Regions from separate parts of the Homo sapiens genome. Here region 1 is linked to region 2. The links are chromatin contacts, found by Hi-C or POLR2A ChIA-PET in ENCODE. All regions are on one chromosome and are shown on one strand. Each heading gives the region's core, a stretch centred on a gene start or an enhancer-like site at or near the end of the contact. The rest is flanking DNA. Distances are from core to core; before and after follow the strand shown. Region 1 has its middle 62 kb from the start of GPC1. Region 2 has its middle 56 kb from the start of LINC02991.

The links. A loop is a pair of places that touch in the nucleus more often than their neighbours do. ChIA-PET counts read pairs that join two places held with the same protein, here RNA polymerase II (POLR2A).
Region 1: a map with no recorded cell type shows a loop between it and region 2 (9-fold over the local background). The contact joins two enhancer-like sites. A Hi-C loop is called at or near these places in 1 of 37 single-sample maps with no recorded cell type. POLR2A ChIA-PET finds 5 or more read pairs at or near these places in 1 of 52 experiments (activated T-cell).

What each region holds. Positions count from the first base shown.
Region 1 is chr2:240,372,207-240,375,835 of GRCh38, forward strand. No RefSeq gene overlaps it. Among named protein-coding and RNA genes, the nearest start is that of GPC1, 62 kb to the right of the region's middle. RefSeq lists enhancers at 1-1,371, 1,822-2,376. Within about 2 kb of position 2,230, at least 19 of the 41 ENCODE cell types and tissues checked have a DNase peak (open chromatin) inside an H3K27ac peak, as active enhancers do.
Region 2 is chr2:239,520,769-239,524,520 of GRCh38, forward strand. No RefSeq gene overlaps it. Among named protein-coding and RNA genes, the nearest start is that of LINC02991, 56 kb to the right of the region's middle. Within about 2 kb of position 1,308, at least 3 of the 41 ENCODE cell types and tissues checked have a DNase peak (open chromatin) inside an H3K27ac peak, as active enhancers do.

The sequences.
Region 1 (3,629 bases), core at 980-3,479, 850 kb after region 2:
CCTGGGCTGGCCACCAGAGGGTTTCCTCCAGACCGCTGTGTGCCTGGGCTGGGGGAGGGCCTGGGCTGGGAACAAGGAGGATCTGTGCTCTGGGCCTGGGCAGGAGCCAGTTTGGGGCCCTCCTTGGGCCTTTGAAGTCCCAGGCGCACCCACCCTGAGGCCTGGGTAGGGCAGAGGCCTGGTGAAGCCCCACAGAGGTTTCTTGCGGAGGAAATCTCAAGTCCCTGAGAGGGGCAGGTGGGAGAGGGATGTGGGAGGGATGGGAAGAGGGGGCAACGAGAGCAGGCTGTGGTGGGGGGAGGGGCGTGGCAGAGGGGCAGGGCATGGAGGGGGCAGGGCTGTAGACAGGAAAAGGAGCACGGAGGAGGACAGGGCTGTAGTTGAGGGGCAGGGGTGTGGAGGAGGGGAGGTCATGGAGGGCAAGATGTGGAGGGGGGCCAGGCCATGGAGGGAGCAGGGTGTGGAGACGGCAGGACTGTGGTAGGGGTGAAGGGGCATAGAGGAGGGCAGGCCTGTGGTTAGGGGCATGGGTGTGGAGGATGAGCACGGCAAGGAGGGAGCAGGGCTGTGGTGGGGGGAGGGGCATGGGGAAGGACAGGGCACGGAGGGCAGGGCCATGGAGGGTGGGAAGTGGTGGGTGGGCTGTGGAGGTCCCCCCAGGGCCACTCCTGTTGGGGCTGCTGTAAGGAAACCCCATGAACTGCGTGGCTTGTAAACATCAGGAGTTTATTTCTCACAGCCCAGAGGCTGGAGGCCGGAGATCAAGGTGCCAGCCTGGTCGGGGTCTGGGGAGGGCTGTCCTCTGAGTTGTGGATTTCCGACTTCTCATTCCGTCCTTAAAGCGGCAGAAGGAAGGGGAAGGAGCCCTCTGGCCTCTTCTTACAAGGTCACGGGACCCATTCATGACAGCAGCGCCTTTGTGACCGCATCACCGCCCAAAGCCCCACCTCCTAAAACCGTCATATTGGGGTTCGATTTCAACATAAGAATTCGGGAGCTGGGCGTGGTGGCTCACACCTGTCATCCCAGAGCTTTGGGAGGCTGAGGTGGGAGGATCGCTGGAGCCCAGGAGTTTGAGGCTGCAGTGAGCCATGATTATGCCACTGTACTCCAGCCTAGACGACAGAGGGAGACCCTGTCTAAAGAATTTTGGGGCAACACAAACATTCAGTCCATAATACTCCCCATGGACAGGCCACGCTTCTTGCCTCAGCTTGGATCTTCTAGGCCAATGCAGGTCCCAGCCCAGCAGCCTCAGCGGACCGAGTCTCGGGGGCCGGCAGGGGTCTGTACCTGCTTCCCCGGCCCCTTTACCGCCCACCACTCTGCTCAGGTCTCTGGACCTGTGGGCTTTCCAGGCTCCTTAGACCAAAGCCCACCAGCCCGAGCCCAGCATCTGCGCAGGTGCTGTGGGGACCAGGACATGGGTGCTGGGGTGCACGGCCTCTGTGATAATCCGGGACACAGCACTCGGACGGAGCCTGCACTGTTTCTTAAACACACACAAGGTGGCCTGGACACAGATGCTGGAGTGCGCGGCCTCTGTGACAATCCGGGACACAGCACTCAGAGGCTGCACCATTTCTTACACGCACGGGTGGTAGCCCCTTCGATGGACAGTACTCATTCTCAGACTCTGGCTGGGCCCCTGGGGTGCTGGAACCAAGATGAGGAATCAAAAACAAGGGTCTGGGAAGTAGCCCAGGCTGAGGCTCCTAGGAGGGAGGGCGAGAAGTACCCGAGTACTAGGGCTAGCTGGACGTGTTGACCCTGCTTGGCCTCCCCTCCCAAACCCTGGACCTCAGTGAGCCTGGGTACTGGGGCTAGCTGGACGTGCTGACCCTTCCTGGCCTCCCCTCCCAACCCCTGGACCCAGGTGGACTGGGGTACCAGGGCAAGCTGGGCATGCTGACCCTGCCTGGCCTTTCTGGTCTCATTGTGACTCAGGCCTGGGGGTTCCCGAGGCTCCCAGCTTAGAGGCGGACATGGCTGTGAGGCCCTCGCCCTTTCCCACTCAGCAGGGATGAGTTCAGGGATGGCCAGGCCCCAGTGATGTCACCAAGTTGAGCTTCTGAGCTTCTGGTGCCTGTGTGGGAGCTGCAGCCCTCAGGAAGAAGTGTCCTCCCCTCCTCAAGGGACCAGAGAAGGAGGATGGGGAGGAGGCCTGGCCCGAGGTCGTCTGATGCCAGCCTGGGGCCTGGAGCAGCCTGGAGCCAGCATGCGTTCCAAGGGGAATTCCTGGGGAATGATGCAGCCGGCCTCGCTATCACAAGCTGTCATTTGAGGGAGAGCCGCACTCGGAACGCCTCCCAGCCCCAGTGCAGGAATCCATCTGGCAAGTCTGCCCTCGGACACTCACAGGACACTCTTCCAGGATCCCTGGGCCTCGGGGTGGGGCCAGGGTCTCAGGGGAGGAAGTGCCCAGATTCCTGGACGCTGGCCCCGAGGAGGGTCTGGTGGCAGCCACCTCGGTCAGGACGAGGACAGAGCGTCCAGCCCCGTGCCAGCTCAGTGGCCTCAGAATACCACAGCCACGTCCCTCCTGTCCAAGGCCCAGCAGTCCCCGGGACACTCCAAGAGCCATCCACTTTCTAGATTTGGGCTTCCCCTCCTCAGTGACCCCAGCTCCTCCCCAGAGAGCAAACCCTGAAGCAGCTCCTCTGGGGGTCTTTAAGAGGAGAATAGGACTCGTGCTATGCTCGGGGTGGACTGAAATCATGCTCATCACACTAAAGCATACTGCAACATAAAGCCAGGTGTTTGCAAATGAAATGCAAACAGTCACACAGAGCCAGCAAAGCTACCCTTCACCTCACTTGCCGAATGAGGCTGTTCGGCTGAAACTCAGTGTCACCGGGCCCTGAGTCTGCACACTCACGCTCTCAGCTGCTACAGAATGATGACTCGGTTTCCCCACCGCTCTTTGGATTCAAGCTGCTGCAAAGCCCTCCCCAGCCTGGGTGTCGAGAAGTTGCTTGGCCCAGTCGCATGGCACGCCCAGGCAGTGGGGCCCGCAGACAGCGTGGGCACCGTTTACGGATGAATCGACGAGCCCCTCTTCGCCTCCATCCCTACGCGATGCACTTCCCCATTCTCCTGACACCGCATGGGCTGTTTCTGACTTCCAGCTACCAGGAGCAAGGCTGCCATGACCTCCTGTGTGTGTACATCGTGCTGCCGTCACACGTGCCCCGATTTCCGCAGGGTGCCCACGTCCAGGGTAAAGCCGCTGAGTCAGGGAATCTACATCTTCAAGTTGACCAGGCGTTGTTCAGCCAGTTCCCAAAGTCACTTCAGTGACTTCCACTCAGAGTATGAAAGGCCCCATTTCTCTCCAGCCTCATCAACACAGTACTGTCAGCATTTAGCCCCTGCCAACCAGGAGATAGCATGGTGGAGACCCACTGCAGTCCTGATGCGAGTCTCCCTGGTTACCAAGAAGCTGGTCCCTGTGCACACATCTTATAGCCAGTTGGGTCTCCTCTCTGCCAACCACCTGTCCCAGTGCCCTGACTGCTTTTCTGTGCAGTTGCCTGTTGTTTTGTCATTGATTTGCCAGTACTCTTTACATATTTTAGATTCCAAGTCCCGTCAGTTACATATGTTGGAATATTGTTTTTCATTCTGTG
Region 2 (3,752 bases), core at 58-2,557:
ACTGGGGACCAGCTGTTCGCATCTCTCTCTGCTCAAGGCACCTTTACGGGCCATGGGGTTGCCACTGAGGAGCGGAGACACAGTTCCTCGTGAGCTGTGGACCATGAAGTGTGGGACGACCAGCCCAGCGCTCTCCTGACAGTGAAAAGGGCACACGGACAGAGTTGTCCCAGGAGAACCAGCAGCAAGACCAGCCTGTGGGGCCCCGCGGACAGCCCATGGGTCCAGGCCTGGGGACGCGTCTTCGGAGGGTGGGGTAGCCCTGAGAAGTACACATGTTTGCTTCAAAGGGCCAACGTGGCTGCCCACCCGCTTGCCCGCCCGCCTGCCCTCTTTTCTTTTCTCAGAGCGTGGAGATTTAACGTTGAGTCCTTTCTTCCCCACCCAGCCCTCAGCAGGGATGTCTGTCCACAGGGACCCTGGAGGGTGTGTTGCGTTGTCCTGGGAGCCAAGGACCAGGTGCCGCGCTGTGGCTTGCCTGCGGGGAGGGAACAGTTGCCTGTCCGGTGCAGAGCTGGTGCGAGGCGTGCAGGGCTTGCTGTGTTTGGGCGGCAGCAGTTACTGAATCAGGCTGGGCCCAGTGTACTCAGGGCTGGCGCCCAGGACATGGCTGTCCCTGCATCTTGGGACCCATTCCCTCTCTTCCTGCGACAGGCCCCTGTGATTCTGGAATCCACCACCTCCCTGCAGCATTTCCCCTCCCCACCTGTCTCTTGGCTCCTGGCCCCTCCCGCCTCCAGCCCCGTGAAGTTGCCGCATGTCACGAGTTCCCAAGATCAGGTTGATGTTGCCCTCCTTCCTAAGTCAGAGGCAAATCCCGTGCCTGGCATGTGGGGCAGATGTGGGCCAAGAAGGTCTGGGTCTGAGAGGTGCAGGTGCATGCCTGCCGCATGGATGAGCAGTAAGGAGTGACTCCCATGCCCTCTCGCTCAGGGTCTCCAGTGATTAGAAGACTTGGGGGCAAGAATGGGTGACCCAGAACATTTCTGAGTTGACCAAAGCATGCTGTCTTGGGGGTTCTCCCGTAATATTTTTCTGCCCACTGAACTTTTCAGAGGGAAACGCTGGCTCACGCTCCTGCTTAGGGAGTTGAGATTCTAGTCTGCCCATGAGAGCTGCCTCAAAGTAAAGCCAGTGGGTTGATTGCTCTCAAAAGTCACAACTGGGCTGTGTAGGAATAAGTACTGGGCCCCTGCACCGCCTCAAACCAGGATACACCCTGGTTGGATAACCTTGCCCCTTTCTGTGGCTGTGTAGAGAGTACATGTCCCTGGCTAGCTGAGGGACGGGGCTGGGGCCAGCGACAGCTCCTAGGAGCATGTGATCATGGGAGGGGCAGTTCACAAAGGGCGGTGTGTGATTTCCCCACAGCAGGACTTATCAGTACCTCTGAGAGGCTAACATACACGGCCGCCCTTGCAGGAGAGGTGGAGCTTGCAGATTTCATGCAGCAGTTTTGCTGTGAAAACATTTGTCAAGAGGCAATTTGTGGACTAGTGCTCCATGGAACCCAGTTTGGCAAAGGCTGCTCCACAGCCCAGTCAGCACACAGCTGCTGCAGAGAAAGCTGAAACCCAACTAGGACAAAGGGCGTGATAAGGAGCATGGCATCCAGCTGCCTTGGGCTGTGACACCAAACCTTGCTTGTCTCGGGGGCCTGTGAGGTCTACCCCTTCCCCAGCCTGCACCCCACTTGTTGCAGCGGCCTCACTGGCTGGTCTTCCAGCTCCTTGAGGTCCCTCCCAGCCATGAGCCACTGTACAGCATCTTCCTGCCTTCCCCGTCTGAGCCCGGTCACCCTAATGTCCTCCATTACGTCTCCTTCCATGATGCATGCTCGTGGAGACCAGGCCCCCAGTGCAGCCCCCATCAAGGTCCACACGAGCTCACTGATGGCTGTGTGATGCACTGTCTGCTCCATGTCTGTCTGCCGCATATACCTGTCAGCTCCTGGAGGCAGGAACCGCATCCCTTGACTCCCTGGCACTGCCTGGGATCTGGGAGAAACCCACAAACATTTGTAAGACACGTGAATGAGTGCCACTGCCTTTGGATGGTGATGTGTGACACATGACACGTCACCACTGGTCACGTGTCAGCATGGGGGCCCACGAGGAGGTGCATCGCATGGCCCACAGCATTGCTGACCACTGACCCAGCCAGTTGGAGTGACCGTGAGTCTAACTGGGCAGGCAACAGAAATGCATCGAGGGTCCCTGTGCCGGGCCTGGGAGCTCCAGCCACTGGCACCTTCGGGGATGCGGCAGACCAGCAGGGCTGGGGGCCACCTTCTCGAATTTGTCTGCTTCTGTGGGCAATTGATTTCAGTGGATCGCTATGGAATGACCCAGACAGCACATAATTCTGTTGTGATGATTTAAACTGTGCAGGGGCAGGAATGGAAAACCCAGGTGTGTTGGGGTCAGCTGATAGGGGCTCTTGAGGCTGACCCAGACCACCCAGGGTGGAACCCGCCAGGGCCACGAGGGTGCAGTGGGGAGGGGTAGGACCTTCCCAAGCTTGCCCTGGTGTGGCTATGAGAGGCATTCGAGATGCATTGAGTGATGATTTGCCCAGCAGCCGCACCCTGAGGTTCTTCATCCCTCATGCCCTAATGGGCCAGGAGAGAAGCCACTTTGCTGTGAGCTGCCATGGTGATAGGGCTTGCTGTAGCCCTGGTCCACCCAAGGCTGGCCATCAAGATGGCCCCCTGTGTTGACACCCTACCAAACTGGCCTTGGGACCGTGGGCATGAGGGATGCCACGTGCTAAGCCCCATGCCCAGCCCTCTGGGGTCTGGAGCAGGAGCCCTGAGCTGACGCCTGGCCCTGCAGCAGGACCCCAGGCCCCCTCCTTCCCCCTCTGAACGGGGAAGATGTTCCTAGAGAGGTCAGGACTGGGGGATCAGTCCTGAAGACAATGCCCAGATGTTTCCTTGGCTTCTGGTTAGAAGGAAGCTGCGGCGCGGAGGAGTAATTTCCACACTGGGTGCTGTGCGGCCAGCTCCTGTGCCCTCCTCCTCACTACCACCCCAGGTGGTGGGTGCAGACGCTGAGTCCTGGGGTGTAGGGATCAAAGGAGCTGCCCAAGGTCGCAGAGCGGGCAGTAGGGGTGCCATGGACATGGTGGTGGTGGGGGAGGGTGTTTCAGCCCTGTCTACCTGATCCCAAACCATTCTTTTCCTTTTCCAGAAGCAGAATGAGGTTGGACCTGTGTTAGGGGCATGGAGGCCAGCCTGGGAAAAGGCTGCGCTGCAGATAACCCCCTGCCCACCCCCAGCCCTGATTGCATCACGCCTCTGACTCAGCCCAGGGTTTATGGCCCAGAAAAAATTAGCTGGTTTCTCCTCCAGCCACATGCAATTAATTTATGCTTAAATTAGCAAGGCTGTTTACTGAGACCTGCAGAATGTCCAAAAACCTTTTTATAGCTGAGAAGGTTTAATATTTTGTAAAATCATGTGATCACAGGGTTTCAAAGTTATTTCATGAAAAGTGTGAGTCAGAAACTCCAAACTTGTTAAACTGGTGAATTCTAAACCTGGTAAGACACTTTCTGTATCTTTTAAGTGTGAGAAACCGGCAACCTACCCCACCCCCTAATTACTTGGTTGCATTGAAACTGAAGTGGTTCAAATGGAAATTCAGCCATTCAAATTCTGCCCAGATCTAGGTATAATTTTTCTTTTTTTTTTTTTTTAGAAAATTTATTTATTTTTGAGACAGGATCTCACTCTGTTGCCCAGGCTAGAG